Linked DNA regions of Homo sapiens: region 1 is linked to region 2. A link is an interaction called in ENCODE POLR2A ChIA-PET data of the cell type or tissue named here. Cell type or tissue: Caco-2. All regions are shown on one strand. Links, peaks and the distances in the headings refer to the core of each region. The heading gives the core; the rest is flanking DNA. Region 1 overlaps PTPRT (protein tyrosine phosphatase receptor type T). Region 2 overlaps PTPRT (protein tyrosine phosphatase receptor type T).

Region 1 (4,397 bases), core at 267-4,266, 110 kb after region 2:
CAAAATGTCTGATCAACAAGGAAACATGTCTATGTTGTTCACCAATGTCTCCCTAGTCCTGACACATAGGAAGCCCTCAATAATCTACTTTATTTATGTATTTATTTACTTATTTCTTTATTTATTGACTAGAATAAAGTAGATTATTGAAGGTTTCCTATATGTGTAATCCTTTCATCTACTCCAAGCTTGTTGAAAGAAAGCAAGAATTTCCAACTATCAATCACCTTCACTGATCTGTTTCCTATATCTCTATTAATGCAGCCCCAAATGGCATAGGCTTCTTAAGTTGCCACAATTCACTTCAGATGCACACATAATTTCCCCTTGACTGAAGAACTCAAGGATTTTTCTATTACATACTGTTAAACCATCTCATACCCAAGCAATTCTCCAATTTAAATACTTGCTGCAGGAGTTTCTTATCAAGACAGAAAGAAGGAAAGCCCATTTTCAGGATGAAAAAGAGAATGTGAACACTTTCAGCTTCCATTTTTATCTGGTTCAGCCCTGGCTCACAGATTAATTTCTGGCACCAGGATCTGGGACCAGATAACAGAGAATCACACAGAAGAGCCTTCTCCAGCTCTCCAAAGCCAGCAAGAATCACTCTTTTCACAATCGTCCATTTTACAATGTGTCTAATTATAACTGAATAAATTACTTCTGCCATTCTGCAGAAATACTTAAAATAAATAGCTCTCTTTCCTTGAATTAAAATCATAGTCTTTTGTTCACTGTTTTCTGTTCCATAAAGCAACAGAGTCTGTTGATTAAAGATCATTTATAGGACTTCGTTTTCAATCTTTTTTATGATATCACTTTAAAATACCCCCAAATATTCAGCTGCAAGGAGGGATAAGAACTACTGGAAATTGGCTCTTTGAGAGTTTTTGATGAGAAATGAAGTCGTGGATGTAACTCTCAGCGAATGAGCATATATTAGAAAAGTCGATTTTAATAACTACTTGGTTCTTCTTCTTGGACTTTTTTTCTCTACCCAACTTCCTACATTTTTCTTGAGATTACAACATAATCCCCACTGACACACTAAATATTACCTCTCTGTATTGAATGGATGACGCTGAGACAATAAATCACTTTGAGCTAACACAATATGCCAACCAGTCCCAGCTAAGCCAAATATTTGACGAAAGACATACAAACTGAAATTTAGCAAGGCAGGAATGCTTTGGGGATTATGTCCTGAATATCAACCATCTCTAGACCCTATGTAGTGAAAAAAATAGATGTTCAAGGAGGCCATATGTGAATGCATAAGATGATTCTGTGTTCAGAATAACCACAGTTAGCCAATTCCAGGAGATATCTTGGGATGAGATTGTGATTAGGCCACTCTCCAAACACTAGTGGATGTCACGACAAAATAAAGACTCTTCACTTCTGAACCAAAAAAAAAAAAAATCACCCCAAAACACATAAACTATTGTTCTTCTGCAGTGGTGTAGAAACAAACATGATGTTGATGAAAAAGACTGTCTGGGGGTACTGAGCATGCCACTAGGGAAGCTGACACCTCGGGTCCTCTCACTTGCATGGGCCCCTTTCAAAGCCCGGTGCTAATTTGGTATCTGAAATGCTGTCTTCTTTTTCTTAAAGTGGGCCCCTGAATTGTGCACACTTCCACAAAACCTTCCAGAGCTGCCCCTGTGGACCCTACTTTAGAAGGATTGAAATGGGACTCCAGAGATGCCCTCAGCTGTCAATACGATGGAACTATATTCACAGGTCATCCTAAGTCCCCTAAAAGGAAGACAGAGCATCTCTGGCCAGCAGCCAAGGCCTTCCCAGGGCAGCTCCAGTGAACTTCTCTGACTCCCATCTCACTCGCCCAACCTGCCTTCCACTGAAGCATCAGTGATCACTAACCAGCTTCATCCACTGTCATGTTTCACTAGAGCTGGGACCTCAGCCAAGCATGTTCTACCTCATGTCTTCTCTCCAGGTACCTCTGCTCCTCCTTCAGAACCTACTCGAGGGGCATCAGCTCTAAGAAACCTGTCTTGGTGCCCCCTTCCCCCAAGATGAAACTGTGTCCTCCTATGTGCCCTGCAGCTTGGAGCTTAGTACCTTCCCTGGGTCTGAAATGTGGCTCCCTCACTTACTAGAAACCTCCCATGCCTCAGTTTCCTCATCAGCAAAATGGAAAGCAACAGTACTCCCCTCATAAAATGGACACGAGGATAATCCTTGTTGCACAGTAGAAACTCAATAAACGCCAACCATCATCATCATCATCCTACACATCGCTTCGTCAGAAATCCCTCAACAACTCATTCTACCTCCCCCATCAGACCAGGGACTTCTCAATAGCAGAGATGGAAGCCCCTGTGCCCAGAGCCTGGTGCTCCATAAATGTTTGCTGAGCACATGAAGGAATTAAGTAATATTTATATTATGACCAACAGAGGTAAAATTCAATAACACATCCCACAGCCTCTTGTTTGCTAACATTTCAAGTCTATATTGGAGAATTTGATGAAAAGCATAAGAAGACAGAACAGGGAGCAAAACAGCTCTGCATCATGTTTCTCTGTCTATTCCCAAGAGCATCCCTTCTTCATCATGGGCCAACAGAGCCCAGAGCTGCTAGCTGTCTACAAAACCCATCTCCCAAGGGCAGCTTCATTCATCGACCTCTCTTTGCAGACAGACTTCCAAGGTGCCTTCGGCTGAAAAATTCTTTCATCTACTCCAAGCCAAAGCAGGATCACAGAACCTGGCACTCTCACCCAGAAATCACCACACACACCATTTGACCCATCTAGATTCTTCCTATCAGGTTAGAAAACATGAATAACTCTATAGCCATGATGAGACTTTAAATCTACCCAAGACCTCTTCAAGCAAAGCAAGGGCTCTGTCTGTGGAAGCTGCAATAGGTGTCATGGAAGTGTACACGTGCAATCTACACAGAGCATTGACATTTCCATACCCTGGGCTGGTTGGGTGGGGGGATCTGCCTCCATGTTTAACCTCATCTTGGCCACACCCTCACACCTGCCCTTCACTCCCAACTCCACAAAATCAATCTGCATATCCTCATATTAAATATATGCTTCAATTGTTCACATGTCACTGTCCTAGCACATTTGTCACTCTGCCTGGAACGGTTCTCACCAACCCTCCATCGCATCCCTGGGGCAAGAAGTATCCATCTCAATAATGTCTCCCTACTCCTTTCAACCCCATCCCCAACTTTTGAGGCCTCCTGGACCCCTCTTCTTCAGACTCCCCTAGTTCTTGCCCCATGATTCTCTCAGCACTGTTGTTGTATGTCTCTCATCCACCATATGTTATCTCTGCAACCCCAGCACCCAGCACAGCAATGGATGCACACAGCATGTGCTCTGTGAATACCTGATGAATGAATGATTCCACGAGAAATCTCCCCTGAGATCACAGACTTAAATTATGCTCCACATAATTCCTGAGTTTCTTAAAAGAAGAGGTGTTCCCATCCAGTGGGTCATTGCTCATTAACCCCAAAACCATCCCAGCTATTTTTATAGAGGGAGTAAAGAATATGTGGGTTGATTTTTCAGGAAGAAATTTCCCATAGCAGAACCACTCTGAAGGCTGAGGTGTAGCACTGGTATAGGGTTCATATGCCTCAAAAATGTACTGTCTGCTACCTTTTTTCATAGGCAAGAAAAATAAAGCCGCAGAAGTGAAGAAATAAGATGGGCTTTACTCTCACCTCCAAGATTGCAAAACATCAGTAGTATCTGCTCAAGAAATCTTTAACGTGCTTGAGGTAGGTCAGAGATGTTGTTTTTTAAAATGTCTGTGTGATCCTCTTACTTCTGCAAGACAAATTAATGCTGCAGAATAACTGGGGGAAAGAAAAAAATCTAGATCCATGTTCTGTTGGAATGCAGCTTGCTCTAATTGTTTTCTCATGTAATTACATATATTACCAATATAATTACAAATAATACACATATTTGATTTGTGCAATTATAGAATAGTATATAATTTTTAAATGTGGTATGTTTCTTTCTACCCAAGATCCCTTTGTGAAGAAAATGATTTATCATTTCTAAAAATATGCCCCTGTGCATTATGTTTTAATAAAGCAAAAATTAGTAAATATTTGCCTTTCTTTTATATTTCAACAAAATAAACTTTGTCATGAAAATTCAAGTTTTAAAAGGCTCATTATATGCTTTGAAAAACTGCTTGCACTAGGTTAATTCTATTCACTGGAGAAAAGCCAACCAAATACTATGATTCTCAAGAAAGGTAATTATAACAGACAATGTATAAGGCACAGTCAAGGGAGGTATTTGAGAAGGCCTGGGATAGGAGGAAATAACACCTCAATGAATGGGTGAGGAACAGCCTATTTAAGAGTGAAAGAGACAAGTGAGAAA
Region 2 (4,397 bases), core at 269-4,268:
CCATCGTAAGACAGTAAAAAAATCTGACCTAAACTGCTTCTGTGGCTACACCTGACCTGAGCCTATTTATAGCATTATTTATCTGACTTAGCTTTGCAGTCATATGTTTGGCTGCATAAATATTAACATGTTTGATTAAGGAGCACTTCCTCAGACTCCACTGGGGTTGTTACATAACATTCACAATATACGTATCATATTACCTCCCTAAAATCTAATAAAATACGAATTACAAACACATTTCGCCCAAAGGGTTTCAGACAAGGGATTAAGGAGCTGTATAAAATACTAGTAGATCAAATCTAGCACTATATTAAAGGAATAAAAACCATAGACAATTAAAGTTAATTACAACAATGGTTTAATATTTAGAAATTTAGTCATACAATTTGTAAAAATAATAGGTCAATTGAGTAAAACCACATGACAATCTCAACATTCGTTCCTGATATAAAAATAACCTAGAAATAGCATGCGAGTTCCTCAAAATGATTAAGAATATTTATCTGAAAAAACAGTCATCATACTTAATAAAATTTCAGGAGCATTATAATTAAATCAGAAAAAAGGATATCTGCTATGATTATTTAACTTCATTCTAGAATTTATAGCACAAGCAAAGCAATAAAAATAAAAGAGCTATAAGCATTTAAAAAGAGAAAACAGAAGTATCATTATGTGTAGATGACATTATTGTCTACCTTCAAACCCAAGAGCATAACTGAAAACTGTTGGAAATGATAAAAGATTTTTAGTATAGGAGCCAGATATAAAATATGTGCCTAAAACCACATCTATTTATACGAGCAATAGCCAATTAGAAAATATAACGGAAACATTTAACCCATATACAAAAGAAATACAGATAAATAAAAAATAAACAAGAAATATGCAAGACCTAAAAAAAGAAAACTCTTAAACTCCACTGAAGGGCATAACACAAGCGATTTGAGTAAATGCCAGGAGGTATGTTGTACTTAGATAAGAGAAATCAACACTGTGAAAATGCCTGAGATCTCTAACTTAATCTATAAATCCAACGCAGAGCCAACCAAAGTTCAAACAAGATTTGAGGGGAGCACCTGACAAAATTACTCTAAAGTTTTTCTGGGAGAATAAAAATGCAAAAATGCCTGGGAAACTTTTGAGATTTTAGAGTACTGGGGAAATAATCCTCTCCAATATGAAAACATATCATAGCTACAGTAGTAAACAAGATAGCATCACTGTATGGATAGACATAAATGAAAGCTAATTAGACCCCAAAATACATATTATTCTGGTTGCATGTCCTGTAAGTAGAAAACACATGAATTATTCAGTAAGAGGTATTAGGACAACTAGCTATCTTCTTGAAATAAAATGATAAAAAAAAAACCACAAAATCTCTATCTCACTCCTTACACCAAAATAAGGGCCTGATATGGTAAAGATTTAAATTTATAAAAGGAAGAGAGGAAAGGAAGAAGGGAGGGAAGGAAAGAAAACCATAAAAGCACCAGAAAAAAAAGAAAGTATATTTTATGAGAGTGAGGAAGGCCTTTCTGATGATGCCATGAAGATGAAAAATCAGTAACATACTGATAAATTTCATCACATAAAAATTTAAAAACAAATAAAAAACTTATTGTGACCAAAAATAAAAACCCAAAATCAAGTAAAAAGAAAACCACCACCTGAGAAAAAAACTACTGCAACATAAATGATAAAGAAAGAACTAATAGTTCTGGTGTCCAAAGACCATTTACAAATAAAAAAGAAGAAAACCAGGCCGGGTGCACTGGCTCACACCTGTAATCCCAGCACTTCAGTAGGCTAAGGTGGGCAGATCACCTGAGCTCAAGAGTTCTAGACCAGCCTGGGCAGTATGACAAAACCCTATCTCTACAAAAAACACAAAAATTAGCCAGCTGCAGTGGCATGCGCCTGTAGACCCAGCTACTCAGGAGGCTGAGGCAGGAGAATTGTTTGAGCCTGGGAGGCAGAGGTTGCAATGAGCCGAGATAGTACCGTTGCACTCCAGCCTGGGCAACAGAGCAAGACCTGGTCTCAAAAAAAAAGGAATAAAGAAGAAGAAAGAAGGAAGAAAGAGAAGAAGAAAACCACCTAAAAGAAAAATGTGCAGAGTATAAGCAACTAAAGCACAGGAAGGAAAATGAATGCCAAACACTAAATAACACTTGAAAATATTTTCTTACCTCACTAATAACTGAATGCTAATCAAAAAATGTTTTCATCTATGCAGTAAGAAGATAAAAAAGACTGATGAAAACCAGTGCTGGGAATGGAAGATAAAAACTACAACTCTTTTAGATAGCTGTTTGTCAATATTTAGAATTATGACTATCAATCATAAAATACCTAAAAGATATATAACTCACACAGCCAATATGGTTGCCAACAGAGCAGAACTGGGGAGGAAGGACAAAATTATTCACTATATATACTTATAAAACAATAAATATTTTTAAAATACACGAAATTATAACAGCCAATACTTACTAGCTGCTTGGCATATGCCAGACTCCGTGTTATAAGGCACTTTACCTGCACATACCCGCACCCCCTCACAACCCATTGTTCTACTTTCCCCAGAATGACAGAGCTCCCTCGCTGTCCTTGGTCCTGAAAGATGGGAATACCTGCTAACACTTCCTCCTCTTGTCAGAAGAGGACCAAAGAGGAAGCGCCGGTTTGTCTCTTCTTTCCTTGCCAACCCTTCCAGAAGAAGCATTGTGAATAAAATTGTTGAGAGCTAGACCTGCCTGAGGCCATGTCTGGGTAGCCATGGCTGATTTTCCTTTGCTTCAAAAGCTGTGTCTCCCTGTGCCCACTCATGATTCCTGAGGATACAGTGGGAATTCCCTGCTTCCTGCTTCCACTCCATTCCTCATTCAAAGACTGTCTGTTGGGAAATAATTCGAACCTGGAACATTTAGCATTCTTTTGCCCAGTGTTTCCCAAATTGTGGCACCCCGACCAGCAGCATCTGCATCACCTGGGAGCGTGTGAGAAATCAAATTCTTGGATCCACCCCAGACCTACTAAATCAGAAACTCCATGCATAGAGCCCAGCAATCTGTGGTTTAACAAGCCCTGCATGTGATTCTAATATAGCTAAAGTTTGAGACCGTCTCCAATCACTTACCAGTGAAGAAAACTAAGACTCGGAGAGCTTAAATGACTTGCTTCAGACCTGCAGCTAGAATGTGCCAGGGCTGGGATCTGAACTCAGATCTTTCTGTTTGGCAAACCATGGTCATACACACTGTGCTATAGTACTTTTTAATGTATTGCTTGTGTGGTATAAATTCAGGGAATACAAATTTTCTTTTAAAACTACAAATAATGTTCTTAAATGTTGTTATAATTAGCTTTAGCATTGGCTTTTTAAAATTTATGAAGGTGACAACAGAGCAGAAAATTATGCTAATCTTATCTCCTTTCATTTAACTCCATCTACATCACAGGACTCCTGTGTGTGGACAACAGGGACAAGTCCGCCCTGTCTCCCCAAAGCCAGCAACATTGAGTTGTAGGAAAGTACCTATAAGAGCCTTGCCAGCCTTGGGTGATGGCCATAACGTGCCACCTACTTCCCTTAGATCATCGTACAAGGGCTACCTCTTCCAAGAATCATTTTCGGCTGGAAAGTAAACCTATCCAACCTATGGTGAGCAAATGTGGTGTTTACTGTCATGCCAAATATTCTTGTTGTCATGCCAACAAGTGTTGGCAAGCTGCAGTCCACAGGCCAAATATGGCCCACTAGCTTTTTTTGTAAATAAAGTTTTATTGGAACATAGCTAAGCTTATTTGTTTATGTATTATCAATGGCTGCTTTCATGCTACACTGGGAAAATTGAGTACATGAGGCAGAAATATGTCCCACAAGGCCTAAAATATTTACAACCTGTCACTTTACAGATAATGTTTACTGACCCTTGGTCTAAATGGTTGTCACTCAAATCGAAAGAGAACAGATTTTTGCATGCCTGAACTCAAGTTCTAGGACTGACATGTACCAGAATCTGATGTTCAGAAAGTTCTTTACCCTCCCTGAGCCTCAATTTCCCCATTTGTACAATAGCTGCTCCACTGAACTGTGGTGATGGTTAGATGGAACAAGACATGTTAAAGGCCTGGTGCACAGCAGGTGCTCATTACGGGCTATTTTCCTCCCTTCACCTACTTAGGTACAGAGATTCCTAAAGACCAGTGGTGTCATAGCTCCAGCACATAGTAGGTACATTGTTTATTCAGGGCCAATTCCCTTTGTAAATTCAGAATGCAGAGGCTCTGCAAAGCCTGTAGGCTGCAATTTAAAATGTCTCATCGTCCAGTGATCCAGGCGATAATTTACTAACCAGGCAGCACACTTAGACACTATCATCTCC

Evidence for each region. ChIA-PET counts read pairs that join two places held together with the same protein. Peaks named below come from ENCODE experiments on the same cell type or tissue, not always from the same donor. Only the 100,000 strongest peaks of a DNase experiment are listed, where the experiment ranks them.
Region 1: POLR2A ChIA-PET joins it to region 2 with 5 read pairs; 2 of 35 experiments call an interaction of 5 or more read pairs at or near these places.

The regions. Positions count from the first base shown.
Region 1 is chr20:43,145,148-43,149,544 of GRCh38, forward strand. The region is part of intron 1 of PTPRT (protein tyrosine phosphatase receptor type T); the gene reads right to left. Among named protein-coding and RNA genes, the nearest start is that of PTPRT, 43 kb to the right of the region's middle. In Caco-2, for the core only: no CTCF peak of the experiment used is centred there; no DNase peak of the experiment used is centred there.
Region 2 is chr20:43,037,990-43,042,386 of GRCh38, forward strand. The region is part of intron 1 of PTPRT (protein tyrosine phosphatase receptor type T); the gene reads right to left. Among named protein-coding and RNA genes, the nearest start is that of PTPRT-AS1, 71 kb to the left of the region's middle. In Caco-2, for the core only: no CTCF peak of the experiment used is centred there; a DNase peak (open chromatin) is centred at 2,612.